Linked DNA regions of Mus musculus: region 1 is linked to region 2. A link is a loop called in an ENCODE intact Hi-C map of the cell type or tissue named here. Cell type or tissue: left cerebral cortex. All regions are shown on one strand. Links, peaks and the distances in the headings refer to the core of each region. The heading gives the core; the rest is flanking DNA.

What was found. A loop is a pair of places that touch in the nucleus more often than their neighbours do. Peaks named below come from ENCODE experiments on the same cell type or tissue, not always from the same donor. Only the 100,000 strongest peaks of a DNase experiment are listed, where the experiment ranks them.
Region 1: it touches region 2 in a loop (4-fold over the local background); 6 of 42 quality-filtered maps call a loop at or near these places.

Annotation. Positions count from the first base shown.
Region 1 is chr15:30,166,802-30,174,685 of GRCm38, forward strand. Ctnnd2 (catenin (cadherin associated protein), delta 2) reads left to right here and starts at 5,733. Exons shown (of 23, transcript NM_008729.3): 1 at 5,733-6,362. The coding sequence starts at 6,326. It overlaps Gm31953 (a long non-coding RNA gene), which reads left to right and starts at 6,369. Exons shown (of 2, transcript XR_875097.3): 1 at 6,369-7,002. In left cerebral cortex, for the core only: CTCF peaks have their summits at 3,433 and 6,108; DNase peaks (open chromatin) are centred at 3,429, 5,201 and 5,708; H3K4me3 peaks cover 1,089 bases; H3K27ac peaks cover 863 bases.
Region 2 is chr15:31,254,724-31,262,607 of GRCm38, forward strand. The region is part of intron 2 of Dap (death-associated protein); the gene reads left to right. Gm41285 (a long non-coding RNA gene) reads right to left here. Exons shown (of 2, transcript XR_875099.2): 2 at 193-5,686. Among named protein-coding and RNA genes, the nearest start is that of Gm41285, 4.8 kb to the right of the region's middle. In left cerebral cortex, for the core only: a CTCF peak has its summit at 4,172 (motif pointing left); DNase peaks (open chromatin) are centred at 1,264, 2,858 and 4,217; H3K27ac peaks cover 328 bases.

The DNA.
Region 1 (7,884 bases), core at 1,255-6,254, 1.1 Mb before region 2:
TTCCAAAGACTCTCAGTCTCTGTATATCATCACGTCTCCATGTTTGCTCCCATCTACTGCAGAAGGAAGCCTCTCTGATGATGGCTGAGCAAGGCACTGATGGATGAACACAACAGAATATTATTAGGAGTCACTTTATGGCTACATTTCTTTAGCTGAAAACTAGTATTTAGTTTTACTCTAGGTCCCTGGCCTGTCCAGTCTCAGGTTCTTGCCACCTGAACAGCATAGGGGATGGGTTACATCTTATGGAGTGGCTCCTAAATGCAATCAGATATTGATTGGTTGGTTACTCCCACAAGCTTTGGGCCCCCGATGCACTGTGTATCTTGCAGGTACATCATTACTGCGTATCAAAGACTATCTAGCTGTGTTGGTGTTTACTTTGTCCAATGGTAGCAGAGGGAGCACATTCCATTACTTTAAATACTGCATAGTAGAGATGAAGTCTCCAGCTAGGTACTAGCTTGACTTCTTCATGTTTAATGAGTTATATAGATGTCTCCATCAGCAATAGAGCCTAACTGTAAGTTTGAGGAAAGCAACTAAGAGCCTTGGCAATAGCCTGGGTTGTTTGGGCATTCTAAAGGGGGCTCTTGGGCCAACAACTTGGTTAGATGTAACTCATTCCTTCCTGGCACTGGAAGCTTCATTTGGTGACAAGAGATGGACAGTTAGGGCAATTTCACTTCAATTGTCTTCCTAAATTGGTTTTTAAAGTAAATTTATACTGTTATATATTTCAATATCACCCCTCAAAATGTCCCTCAGTTTTAGCTGGGCCTGTCTTCTTCTTCCCTCCACTTACCAATTTGATTCTCTTATTCCTGCCCCACGCTCATGCATCCACAACTGTCTACTTTATTTATTTTCCTTAGGGAAATACATCCCTCCTCCCTACTCTCTTGCTGTCTACCTAACCTCTGTGGCTATATGGCAATGAATTAACTACTGACATCCAGATATAAATAAATACATTCCATGTTTATCGGTGTCTAGGTTACCTTACTCAGTATGAGTTGTTCCTTGTTCAACCCATTTATCTGTGTCTTCCATTATGTAAATGCACCACATTTTCCTTACCAATTCATTTGTTGATGGACATCTTGGTTTTTTCTAATTTCCGGTTATAAGTGAATAGAACAGCAATGAGCATGGTAGCGCAGTGCCCCTGCAGTAGGGTGAAGAGTCCTTTGGATTTATGTCCAGGAGTAGCTCAGCGGGATCTTTGAGGAAAATTGGTTCCCATCTTCCTGAGCAACTGCCACACTGATTGCCATGGTGGGTGTACAAAGATGTGCTACCATCAGCAAGGGAGGAGTGTTCCACTTCACTCTACATCCTGACCAGCATGGGTGGTCAGATGTTTTATTGTTCTTAGTTGTTCTGACAGGTGTAAGCTAGCATCTCAAGGTAGTTTTAATTGTCCTCTTCCTGCCACCATGCCTTCACTGCTGCACCAGGCACTCTAACCCCTTGGAACCATAAGCCCACATAAATCCTTCCTTCTGTAAGTTGCCTTGGTCATGGTGTATTATCACAGCAAGAGTGACCACCACAGGCTATGCTCCAGCATCCAGGAGAGCTTCTTCTCCAGCCTCATCTCTGCAATATGATGTATTTTCGTAAATGTAGCGAAGTCATCCATTTCTGTTGGCCTAGACCCCTGATCCACAGTCCATTTCTGATGATTGGTGTGTGTCCTTTTCTACATCTACCAGGCCACATAGAATTCAGAGATTTCAGAACAAACCGTGACCTCGATACCTGTGAGGGACTTTATTATACCCCTCACTGAGCCCCGAGTCTTTCTGTCAGTATAAGACCTGACTTCATTGTATATCAGAAGAACTCAGCTCTTACCGAATACGACCTCTCCTGGTTTTGTGTTAGGACTTCAGGCACTATTTATTCCCCATGCTACCTGCAGGGGTATAATTGACAATGGACCCATACGCTCAGACCTTTGAACACTTGGACTCCACTTGGTGGCTGCTTGGGAAGGATAAGGAAGTGTGGAGTTGCTGCAGGACACGGGGTGAGGATGAGCATGTTTTCAATCATAAGTTCTGCTGGATCTCCCCCTCGGATGCTTTCTTCTATTCTTATTCAATAACCCTAGTTTATAGTCATAGGGAATTCATCATCTGCTCTATTGTTCCTTATTGATTCTATAAACTTATCCCAGTAGTAACCACAGTAGATACTCAATAAGCATTTTCTGAATGAACAAATAGAAGAATGAAAGAATGTTCCCATCATATGAGCTTTAGTGTAATAAGAGAGTCTACTCAGAGTGCAAAGTTTTTAATCAAATGACCCTGGCCCTGCTCTTTGCAAGTGTGGCTAAGGGAGATTAGTTAATCGCTTCTTTCTTTCTTTCTTTCTTTCTTTGTTTCTTTCTTTCTTTCTTTCTTTCTTTCTTTCTTTCTTCCTTCCTTCCTTCCTTCCTTCCTTCCTTCCTTCCTTCCTTCCCCCCTCCCTCCCTCCCTCCCTCCCTCCCTCCCTCCTTCCTTCCTCCCTTCCCCCCCTCTCTCTTTCTTTCGCAGTATCATTCTAAAGTAACATGCTGTATCTTTTATGCTTGTTATTAATAATATTCATCATATAAGTCAGATGTCATATTACACAGATGGGTTACTGTTACAGAAACTTCATTGTAGAATTTAAATAATGGTATTTTAAAAAAGATTTATTCTAATCATTTATATGTCTATATGTATCTGCATGAGAATACAGTACATGTGGAGGTTAGAAGCAGGTGTCCAATCTTTTAAACGAGTTATAGGTGGTTGTACACTGTCTCACATGGGTGCTGGAGCCAAAGTTAGATCCTTTCCAGGAGCAGTATGTGGTTTTAACCTCTGAGACATTGCTCCTGCCTATAAATTACAAATTTTAAGAAATTACCACAACTATTGGTACTTAAATACAGGACAGAAATAAAATTGTTGACATCTAGTTATACTTCTAAATTTCAACAAACATCAACAGGTAATACATTTTAAAAATGTCAAACCACCATTTCCTAGTTAAATTTCATTATCTTGATATTTTACCAATAAAGAGATTTTCTTCTAAAGTCAACACAATCTGAACTCTAAAACTTGACATATGACTTTACAAAATGTGTTTCATTAATACATTTTATTCTCAAAACTTAAGCCAAACTTCCATGTAAAAATGTTTGCTTCATATTTTAAGTTGATTTTGAAAAATCAAGAGAAACGTGTTGCTTTGAGATGTGATTTCTACACTGCGTTGCTCTAATGATGTGCAAACAGACGAGGGACAATAACGATTTGCCATGTAGCATTCATTGATCAATATAATTCGAAACCACCAGAATAACAATTTTCTGGACTCAGAGTGGATGTGTGAATTTAGGATTCTGCTCCTCACTGGAACTGTCAGAAGCAGCAAGCAAAAGATGGCAGCAGCGAGTCGTCCGAAGGCTCAGCACCACACAGGAACACTTCACCCTAGTTTTCACATTATCTAATTGTGAACTTAATAATATCTCCAGTTACAAATAAATCTGGAAGGACAGAAATCATAAATGTTTCAACGAAGTGCATCAAAGAGTAAATGAAATCCTTGTTGTTTAGGGCATGTCTGCTTCTTAAAGATCCCACACCTACCACAAGAAGTTCTTCAGGGACTGATCATGGGTGTTGCCATAGCGATCAATAAATCAATGGGAATTTTGCGATTTCTCATAAAGCAAAGCAAACAACTTTTCTCTCATACTGGATCTTTTTGGATATAAACATATGTATATGCTATAAGGATAGGATCTGTGCACCTACTACGATATCTGATTTTGTCTTAGTCTCTTCCCTGTCCCCACTGACTTACTGACTCCTTAAAATTCATAAGGAGAAAAACAGGGATCCAGAGAGATGGCTCAGTAATTGTGCTTGTTCTGCAAGTTTGAGAACCTGAGTTCAGGACCCCCATAGAATGACTGGTGAGGCCATGTAACACACCTGTAAATCAAGTCTTGAGGGGACCTGGAGACTGGAGGTTTTGGGGGGCTTGTTAGCCTCTAAGTTCACAGGTTCAGTGGAAGACCAAGTCTTAAAGAATAAAGCCAAGAGGGACAGAAAAGAACATTATTGAGTTCTCCCTGGTCTCCGGGCATCAGCACACATATTCACATAGACCACATGCCTCACATACATACATACACGTATCTCTCACACATGCTAGCACATACAAATCACACAAGTACAAACAGAAACAGACACACAGAGGCTAAGCGCATCTTTTATTATGTAACACACACACACACACACACACACACACACACACACACACGAGATGTGACAGCTGGTGTGCCTTACAAGCCCCAAATTCCAGATTCAACTGAAGCTGATGTGGGAAAAAAAAAAACAAAAAAACAAAAAAACAAAAAACCAAACCTGCAAATGACCACATATCTTCCCTCACAGGAATCAGGCTATGTTAATGTCACACCAGCTTCGAAGGAGAACCTACACTGGAGAACAACTTTTGGGAGTGAGACTGAGCCTACTAGAGGTAGATGGAATGACTGACGGTGCACATTTCCCTGTTGTGAACAGTCATTACTCAATCTCTTGTCTGTTCCTTTACATATTTAGTCTGCTTAACTTTTCTTTCCACTTGCCTCAGCCTTTCACTAACTCCAGAGAATAATAGAGGCTATCTCAGATTTAATGCAAGCATTTTGACCTTGTTGGATAATCTCTTGCAAACTGAATAGAAATGTCCCTGAGATTACTGAAGCTGGAACCCCTCTTATTACAAGTTCGGGGTTCCTGGTCCATTTATCTGTGTCTCAGAAAATGGCTCTGGGAAAGAGTAGGGTGGGGTGGGCTGGCTTCAAAGTAAGGATCTTTGGTGGAATAATTATGGGACGTATTTGTCCTGCATGTGACTGACAGACTTTGCAGCCACACAGGGACATAGATGAAGGTCCTGAGGGCCTGCCTGCCTTGGAACTTGGCATGGGTTTCGTTTTCCAACAAGACTTTTCATAGTGTGACTTTGCTTGCTAGATTTAGCACTCTGTGTTGCCTAATGACTGACTAACTGAGAGACATTCGGAAATCTCAGTTGGAAATGGAGCAAGCTTCACAGACTCCACCGCGGTCAGTGGAGGAGGAGCAAAGTTTTCATTTTAGCACGGGACAATGGAAGAGAAGAGGAAAACAGTCGTGGAGGTGTCCAAGAAGACAACTGGGTGAGACGTGACAGGAAGACGAAGAGAATTCATTAAAGCTCTAGATCCAGCAAGGGTCTTCCTTGTAGGAAGTTTACTCATATTCCAGATTTTAAAACCAGACTGAGTTTGCATAAAGCATAATCAGAGCAGGAGGTGGTGGAGATGGGGCCCCAACACTACGAAAGAACCTTTCACAGACGTCATGCGTTCTTTGCTTTGGAACCCTAGAATCTACAAGAACATCCACCCCCATCCACTAGCTTTCATGGCTGGCCCGGTGCTCTCCTTAACTCACAAGCTACTCTAAAACCCCTCAATCGCTGCCCCTTTGCAGACCAACATCTGCCCCGCAGAATCAACTCTCCGCGTAGGCTCTATCTCGGGTGCTGTCTGTTCCCGGGGATGCGCGGCCCTCTCCCAACCTGAGCCGCCTCCTCCCATCTCTGCTGCTGTTGCTGCCGCCGCGAAAACCAGAAGTGGAATTCGCGTGGCGAGGCGCCGCGCTCTCTCGGCGGCACTGGGCATGCTCCGCACCCGGGGCAGGTTTCGGTGGTGGGGCGGACGCTCGCTCGCTCACTAGCCAAGCGCCGGAGCCGGCCGCCGCGGCTGAGCCGGAGGCTGAGCTGCGGCGCGCGGCGGGAGGAGCCTCGCTCTCGGCGGCGGCGGCGGCGGCGGCGACACAGGTGGCGCGGGCGGCGCGCAGGGCGCAGCTCGAGAGCGCTCGGCGCCGGGCGCCAGGGCGGCCCAGGCTCGCGCCCGCGGCGGCAACCGGCCGAGCGGAGCGGCGGGCGCGGCGGCTCGGTAGCCCGGCCCGAGCCCGGGGAGCCCCGCGGAACCCTGAGCATCCCGCGGCGCCCGCCGAGTCGGGCAGGGGGCGCTACGCTCGCCGCGCTCGGAGGGGCGGCCGGGCCGGGCGCTGCGCACTCGCGTCGGGAGCCGCCTCTCGCCTGCCGCGCTCGCCCCTGCTCCCCGCCAGCATCACTTGTCCCGCGGCCGCGCTCCGACAACAAAAGCGGAGGATGCTGCAGCTGGGCAAGGTCAGGACCTTGCTCTGAAGCCGGGCGGCGGCGCGCACGCCTTTCCCCCGACTGAGGAGCTGTCTTTGGCGGCGGGTGCATGTTCGCCAGGAAGCAGTCGGGCGCCGCGCCGTTCGGTGAGTTGCCTTAGCTGAGCTGCTGGAGCCGGGCGCATCCTCCGGGCGTCGTCCTCTTGCTCACCGCCGGTGGGGGTTGGTCCTCCGCTTCCAGCGGGGCTAGGGGTGGCGGCGGGCGGCAGTGGGGTGCTGTCTGCCCCGGGGGAGGACCGCGATCCTACCGGCTCCCCTCTTGGAAGGCGGCTCTCCCCGCAACGGGGTCCGGGGTCAGTGTCTTTCTTGGAGCGGTTACCAAGTGGCTTCTCCGCGTGCTCCCCTCCCTGCCACCCCTCTACCTCGGAGGACGCGTATATAGGGCAACACCGACTGCTCCCCGCCACCCTCCAGAGCAACCCGGTTGCATTCATGACGTCCCTAATATACCGGAGAAGACGGGGTGGGGGCGGGGAAGACTTCCTTCCAGTCTTTTGCCCTTATGTTCAATGTCATTACGATGTTTGGCTAGAACAAAATGGAAAGACTTAGTCATATGCGTCCATGGCCGTTTCTTCAGTCTCCCGCTGCTCGCCAGACCCAGACCCCTTTGGTCTATATTTAGCGTTTCCGAGGAAGCATTTTCAGAGGGATTCACAGGCTTCCGGGGGCTTCTCTGTCCTGACAATAGATAGCGAGGCTCTGGAAAGCGCTGCCTGACAGCCAGGTTTGGCAAGGGTGCTTGTGCATGGGAGATAGGCGTAGCGATATTTGGGTGATTCGTAATTAATGGCTGAAAGCAAAGCTGCGTTTCGCTCCCCCCTTCCTCTTCTTCTTGTGTGTAATGTGTTTTCATCGATTGATACTCAGCATGTTGAGCCACTCTGTTCAGAGTAAAGTCTCTAGGAAGGAGGTGCAACCTCCTCGGTCGGAGGGTGGGGGTCGGAAAACAGACTTGGGGGCTTAGAGGGATGTGCATCTCTGTATTTTCCACAAGGAGCCACTTATTTCTCAAATACCCAAAGTTGCGTTTTCACTGTAAACACCGGGGTAATGAAGGGTGTGGAAGAAGAGGATAATAGAGGGGGAGGCTGTGCTTGCAAGGGGTTTGTATTTCCCTCATTTGAACTGATCTGCTGTGCTTCAACTCTGCAAGGCTGTATACGTATGCATGCCTAATGTTCTCTAAGAGATATGTTGGCTTAGAAAAGAGATATGTAATGAGCAAAAATCAGGCCCGATAAGCATGACGGACAGTTCACTTTTAGGAACTGTGTGACTGATATTTAAGACGCCGAGAATTTTCTGCATTGACTTCCATGAAAATGGGGAGGTGTTGCCCCTGCCCATGAGTTACCTCATTTTGCACACTTCCACTGGTGGTAGTTCAGTTGATGTGCCCGCTGGTGAGCATGTATCAACATAATTGGAAGGCTCCCCAGCCCCGCTACTAAAATCCAGTGGAAGATTGTTTGATATGACTCCTTTTGGATTGCCAACGTAGAACAGTGCATGATTTGGGGGATCTGATATATGGGAGGTATGGCCAATAGAGGCAAGAATCCTCGTGTATGGAATAGCTGCTTTCAACAGCCAGATGCCTCTTCCT
Region 2 (7,884 bases), core at 1,078-6,077:
GTTGGCAAGATGTGCCCTCGTGGTGCAAGACCTCAGCAGCCGGTGCCGCTACTGAACAGCAGGCGGTGTGGTCTGTTTCTGCAGACCGGAAAAAGCAGCATGGTGCTCCTCTAAGATCGCATGGCAGCGCAAGCCTGTCTGAGGGCAACGTGATTGACGCACAAGAAATGTTTGTCATAAACATACCAGTTATTACTTTACAGATCTTTATTATAGGATATTTCTAATTCCCTTCCAAAGTCTAGTCTTCTTAAGGGTTTTTAATGTTCTCCTGCCATCTTCCTCCTGTCGTCTGTAGCCCTTCCCCCAGCAAACATAAACTTCCAATTGTGAAAGAGCTAAGCTATAGTCTGTCGGAAAGCCCACGCACCTGTTAGGAGCACACCTTCTGTGCCATGGTGTGTCTGGTTACAGGGTCTGGGGACCTGTTGTAGCGGTCACAGCTGTTCTATTGTCACAGACCCACCCTCCTCACAGCCCTCCAGTGTAGCTGTCACTCTTTCCATTACTGTGACAAGTGCCAAAGGGAACAAGCTAAAGGGCGGAGTTATTTATTTTGGCTCACGGTTTCAATCCATAGTCCTCAGCTCGCCGGGTCTGAATCCAAGATGAGACAGAGAGAGCATCATGGCTGTAAGAACATGTTGGCAAGAGGCAGAGAGGGAGGGCAGGAGCAAGGGCCAGCCCCAGGGCTTTCCCCAGTGACCTTCTCGAGCCAGCCTCCACTTCTCATGGGTTTCCAGAACCTCCAAGAATAGCACTGTCAACTGGGGACCAATCCTTCAGCAGCTAGCCTTGGGGTGTTTCATGTAGCTTAACAGAAACTGTGCTGCGTTTGAGGCCTTGAATTTTGAAGAGCATCATCTATGGCTAGAAGTCCAGGCTCTGGTGACAACCTGAGAGTTTGGATCCTGAATCTCCCATCACTGCTTATGTAACAGTAGGCAGCTTTAAAAAAAAAAAAAAGAAAACAAAAAAAAAAACAAAAAACTCTGTCAGTCTGTCTGTTGTCTCTCTGCAAGAGACACATAAGGAAGCAGAGTTCCTAAAGCTTTGGTGACCAGGGGTCCCAGCAATCACACCAAAAGACCAAAGAGATCTTGAGCCACCATTCTGAGGTCAACAGATACACAGAGTCCTATGGCCACAGGCTAGATCTGCCTCCGCTGCACGGGATGAAGTCAGTGCTGCGCATTCCTGGCGTGCATACACTTGACAGCCGAGGAACTGTGGGCAGACATGCACAGGCATCAGGGAAAGACTGTAAAGCCACAAGCCAGAGTGTTTGTACTCAGCAGTGTCAGTGCAGAAAGGAGCAAGCCAAGGCTGGTGGTTGCACCATCCCCTTGGAGTGGCAGGTGTGTTTAAATGAGAAGCCAGTGTTGCCCTGTGCAGATCCTTGGGTGGGACTGCCATAAGTGTCCGTGCAGTACAAGGGAAAGGCCCAGGATTCAAGGAGCAGAAAGGCCAGCAACACTGGGGCAGGCAGAGGAGCCGTGCAGATTGGAAATCTGTGTGATCCTCACATGTCCAGGCTGAAGTGCGCGTGCTCACGCCGGTACCACAGAGGTGAGTCCTTACTTACCCTCCTCAGGATAATGCTGTGTTCTGTACACACATGTATGAGGGTAAAAGTGGGGCGTTTTAAAGGTCCTTGCGTGCAAGCCTCACGAACTCGCCTCCCCCAAAACCTGAGTGCAGAGGCATCTATGATAGCAAGATGGGAGGTAGAGACGGGAGACCCACCCAAGAGCTCGTGCACTAGCTACCCAGGAGTATCCCAGAGCAGCCCACACAACAGATAGCTTGCCTCAGTAATGTGGAAAGAGAACCATTTCCCAAAGGTTGTCCTCTGACCTCCACATGCGCACTGCAGCACATACGCACGGCCTGCCTCCTTGAGAAACAGAGTTCTGGAAGCCCTGGTGGTTCCTGGTTGAAGAGATGGGAGCTGCAGTGGAAACTGAGGCAGGGAGCTGAGAGCTCCCTGTACCTTCTCCCGTCCTGCGTGCTTGAGGGGCGTGCTCTGTCCCTCAGTTCAGGAAAAGGCTCTCGGGTCTCCAGTGCTCCTCACAGGCATGGCACGAGTGCTAAGGGCTTCTCTCCAGAAGGCAGAAGGCTCCTCCCGCGCCTGCACCCAGGCTTGTCTGTCGAGAGGCCATGGCACATGCCCTGGGATGCTAGCTGCTGCTAAAGCCAGCAGAGCTTTCTTGCGCTCGTCCATTATGAATTATTGAATTGCATGCATATTTATAGCAACTTCCTAGTAGTTTAATAATTTATTCATCCCATATGGCTCCTTCAGTCTATTGCTTTTAATTGTTAGGGGAGTCTTTTTAGAGCTTAGTCGACCAGGTTACTCTCTCAAAATGACACTTCCAGAATTCTAAAATTGAATCCCACACACTCGTCCTAGTTCACAGTACCTGCTGCACAGCACGCAGGAGGGCTCCATACCTAGGAGTCTGAGCTGTGCTCCCTGCCCACAGGCAGGGCTGCTCCGAGTCTAGAGAGAGCCGGGTTCTTCTCTGAGCCCTGGAGATCAGCACAAACATTCAGTATCCTACACTCGGATTTTGTGTAAGATGAGACAGATGAGACCCTAAAGAAAAATGCACTGTATGTAAGAAGACCCTTCCATGCCTCAATAAGCAAGCTTCCTGAGGGGGGCGGGGGGTGCTGTCTTCTCAGGGTGGTCCAACACCCACAAGTGAGCCATTCCTCACAGACCTTGGACCTCCCTCCAGCCCTTACTGCTCAATGACTGTGGAAATGGCTGTCTTCTGTCTCCACACAGTAACTGGGCCCAGTAGTTGGAAGCTGTCCCAGATAAGAAGGGAGTCTTTGGTGTTAGAGATTTTAGCTGTGGAGACAGCACACCAGATTTTCTGTTGAAGACAAGGCTGGCAGCCTCACAGCTCTGTCTTGAGAACAGGCCTTTGAGGTAGTGATCTTCTTTGCATTGAGTTGAGTTTCTAGTCATGAGTGACATCAATCTCTTTACATGAGAACCTTCTGTGCCACAGAGTCTGATGCTGGTCACCTGGACTTTCAGAACTATCCCAGACTTTTAGGAACATACAGCAGGAGTCCTCTGAAGAGACCCAGCCATTGCTGGCCAGTGCCACGAGTCAGCGTGGGGCAGGGGCACAGGGCAAGTTCCTGATAAGTTTAACTCAGTCTCTTGAACAGATACACAACAGGCCCTTCTCTTCCTTTCTGCCCCCACCTAATGTCCCTATCATGGCCCCTCCCCTATTCTCCAGTTCTCTGAAGAAATGCTCCTTAGCCTGAGCTCGCTGTGAGAGGCACGAGATTACACAGAAGCTGGAGAGAGAACCCGTTCCCTTGGGCTCTAGAGTGAGTAGCAGCCCATGGCCCATGGATGCAGCTCAGCTGGATTGCTGGGTAACGACCCACACATCTCCAGTCACTCTTTCGAAGGCCTTTGAGGCTGACAGCGCCCAAGCAGCTGCATACAATTCCCGGACGGGAACAGGGGCTAGTCACCTCTGGTTCCTTGCACAACTATCTGCATACAGTTCTCAGAAGTGAACGGGGGTTAGCCACCTCTGGTTCCTTAACTACCTCCGTGCCACTAAAAACTTTTGTAAGCTTAACGTCACTCTCTGATGATGCTCCTAGCATCTGGGGAACATCTGTGTGTACCAAGCAGTGTGCTGGACGCTGAGTTCACAAACTCCCCCTAGTCCTTGACCTCCAGAGGGAGCCAGGGTCTAGAAGCCTTCATCGTGTTTGGTTAAGTGGGAGGCTCTTACGGAAACACAGCTGGCAGTGCAGCAGCTCTGCCCTCGGAGAGTCGGGGAAAGTACAGAAAGGTAGCATGTGTGGTCGCCTTTGAAGCCGGTATTTACCAGCTGGCTCGACTATCAAGGTCAGAGTGAGGAGAGGGTGTGTGAGCATTGGTTCCACGGGAAGATGGAAGTCTTACGAGCGGGAGTAGAGGTGAGGAGCATTCTAGACTCGTGTCTCATCTTCGAGTGGCCTGCATGTGCTTAGTGTGGTGGGCCCGAATGAAAGAGGTCACTGCTGGTCTCTACACCAGGACAGACCCCAAAACCCAGACTGTGCTGCGGAGGCATGGCCACCCTGCAGAAGACACAAGGCCCCCTTGAATAGTGCCTTCTCCCTCTGCTGGTCAGCAGAGAGACAGCAGGGGTTGGGAGTGCTTTCATTTGTCCAGTTGTTTTAGGATAAAGCGTGGGAGAAGATACAGTACCGTCCGCCATTGCGGTCATTTCTGAAAACAACAGCGCCAAAATCGTTTGTACTGGGATAGTTTCTGATAACCAGCCCCGTTACTGAGCCTTAAAAAGATGCTGGAGTTTCCTTGCTGTTCCAGTTGATCCCTTACTAAGGCAAGTGTGTGCCAAGGATGCACCAAACGAGTCCTGACCGGACGGAAGCCTTGCTTCCCCTGCATTCCTGCGTGTGAGAGAACCGTGCTTGAGGTTGACCCTCCCACTCCATCTTCAGCAGCTGTCATCAAACAAGCAGCAGAGTGCAGGTGTTTTCATCTGGGAGCATTGCTCATATTCCCCGTTTTAAAAGAGAACCAAGTCACAGAAGTCAGGCTTGGGCTGGTGAGGTGGCTCAGCAGGTGGCTCAGCACTTGCCACCAGGCCCGATGACCTGAGTTTCATCTCAGGGACAAAACAAGTGAACAGAGAACCAGCTCCTGCAAATGTTCCTTATACATGTGCCACGGCATGCACATGTTTACACACATGTACATACACAGCACACACACACACACACACACACACACACACACACACACACGCGCGCACGCACAAAATAAATAAATGTTTGTAAGAATTAAGAAAACCTGTTTCAGGTGGCAGCTGCATGTTCGTTCATCTCACCATGCTGTTTCTCAAACTGGCGTCTCCTCTCCCTATGGTCCTTCTTTCTGGATTTCAGATTCACTTCTGGGAGATGCATTCAGTGCCAGCAGAGCTTCACACCCCTGCTACTACAGAGCAGGGGACACATGGTGCAGGTTTTTCAGGGCAGTTCCAGTGTCAAACATTCTCCTTGACTGTCCACACAAGACTTGAGGCAGTAGGTGTGTTTGGGGGATTACAAAATGCAAAACTATAGGGTTAGCTTCCTAGTAGAGTGAGACCTACACACACCACACACACACACCACACACACACACACACACACACACACACACACACACACGGCCAAGAGACGAGGCCTGAGTTAGTTTGCACAGTGGCTAAGTTTGCCCCGAGTCCACATATCCCTTAGGTCCTGGTTTGTACTTCATTAAGTCAGCACTGCATTTCTGCTGCTTCCTGTTTTCCACAGCACCCAAGACCGTGGTGGGCACTAGGGTTTGCTCAGTGACTGTGGATGCCTTGGGGGAGCACAGGTCCCCACAGGCTGGCTGCTGTGCTCTATACTCCAGGACCACTCTGGGGCCCCACGTGCAAGGTGCAGCTCCCAGCCAGGAGCTGCTCTTCCACTGAGCCTGCCTTCTCCCCAGCCCTGGCAATTCCCTGCCTCCTGCTCAAGCCGAGCCCCAACCTAGGTTGTATTGTTCGTCGTTCAGTCTTGCTGTGCTTGTTGGCATTGGTGACAGTGATGGCAACTCGGAAACTTCTGTAAAGCAGCAGCACTGATCTTATACTTTCTTCACTCGGTGTGAATAGGGCTAAGGTGGGAGTGGGCGGGGGAGAGAGAAAGAGAGAATATGAATGGATATTTTTCCCAGCCATAGTGGAAGAGGGAATATGAATTCTCCCCTAGCTACTTAAAGAGTATGTTTTCGTTTAACCTGAATGTCTCCTGGGTGCGTGTTCTACCCAGCTGAGGGGTCAGTCCAGGGTTTCTCCTCCTTGCCCTGTGTATGCTGTGGCCATCTCCCTAATTATGTCTGTCCTGCAGAGGAACTGCCCAGGTCGCTGTGGGTTCAGTCCTTTCTGTAAAGCACCAGAAAGGCCACACTGCTCCTGCAGCCCTGCTCCCCTATGCTAGGGCAATGGCTCTCTGTTTCCTCGACTGCTCCTGTCCTCTGGAATCGGCCTCACCTTCATATCCCTGACTAGCAGGTGTCTCCCTGAGTCACACTTCACACGTGGAGATGACTTGATTTTCCCAGGTCACTCTGAGCTCCAGAGAGGATGCTTGGCTCCTTGTTTCATAAGGGAAACTGGGGCCCAAACACTAGTGCCGTTGTGCCTTGCCTGATGGCCTTGGTCTCTTTCAGCCTTTGAGAATGTCTCTCGGTTCATCTTCTGCCTTCTCACTTTACAACAGTAAAGCCTGGCTACATCATTGGAGAGATGAACTGCCCCATGGAAAGCACGGGGAAGGAGACACCCCAACTGCCCCATGGAAAGCACGGGGAAGGAGACACCCAGGGCTCAGAGCGGCTGGCATGGGGAGAGGAGGGCTCCGGATGACTCAGAGTATAACCAACTCCTTCTCTTCCTCCTTCTTTCAACACCTGAAACCCCTATTTGCCAAGCTCACAGAGATGCTGTGCTTCCTCTGTAGCCCGAGAATAGTTTGGTGGGGGTGGGGTGAGGGGACAGGCATCTCACCCATGGGACAGGTCATCTCCCCAACAGGCTCTGTCTCGTGGAAATTCTGTCCATTCTTAAGGACGTACTCAGCTTTTGCATGGTTGCCACAGAGACTGACCACACTGAAACTGGACGGTCTTGTTTCTAGAAAATTATAATGTCCTTCCGTCTCAGCCTCCGGCAGACCTCACGCATTGCTTCCCTGGCCTCTTGATGACCTTAGAGGGGCCCTTTGGGAATAGTCTTTGCCTTTCCCTCATCTGTGAGCAGGGTCCCTGGTAGAGGTCACTGTCTTCCTGCTAGGACAGAGGAGAGAGATGACATCCTCCATCTCTCCAGATACTGAGCAGGAAGCACTCCAGAGGTAGCACAAACACTTCCTAGATTATGATCGTAGAAGCCAGCTTTAAGGCCCTGCATATTGATAAACCCAAAATGAGCCAAGATCAATGAGCATCATGTCCGGTCCGCATCAGGGAAGAGGGTGGCAGCTCTGCCCGAGGCGCCAAGTGCACGTAGAAGCAGACCGAGGGGCTTTGATTCCAGTCTGTACCCAGCCTGCCCTGCTTACTCCATGCCTGGCCACCACACAGCCTGCTGTAGACGTGATAATAGCAGGTCACCTTGTGAGATGAAAACTGCCCTCTTTTGTTTTTTAAAGGGAGCAAAATTGGTGATGTGTTGGGGTTTTGTTTTGTTTGTTTTGTTTTTGTTTTTGTTTATTACTTTGTTCTTTTCTACTAACTCTGGAAAAGGCCCAAGAGCGTGGTGTGATCTAAAGAGGCTCCTAAGTTCCATCTCCACACAGGCAGCCGTTGAGTTTGCATATCTCCAAACCAGGATGGCATCTGATCTGTCACCTTAGAAGCGGGAGGTGATTGATGCTCTCAGCTCTCCAAATCCCTCTCCACCATTTGTGATGAAGGGGATACAGATATATAATCCTGTGGAACCAGCAATGAAGAGGTCAGAAAGACCTCATACTGGGTGTGAACTCTGTGTGCCAGACCTTGATCCAGCTGTGTTAAACTCTTGGCCGTGGTTTGATTCTTCCTAGATGCATAGCTTCCTTGGCAGAAGGAGCCCCGAGGAGGCAAAACGGTCATTGTTTTCCACTCATTGCTGGGTTCTGACTCCTGAAGACCTTTGATCTGGAGATGGAAGCAGCTGCAGATGGGGGAGGCTGCCTGGGTCTGACCATCTTGTCCTTTCTGGTGGAGACTCTATTAGGACTTGTCAGGTCCTTCTACTTTTAGGAGCCATGGTTCAGTTCAATCCGAAGCTACATACTTTGTCCTTTGAACTGTGGACACCCCCGCCCCCC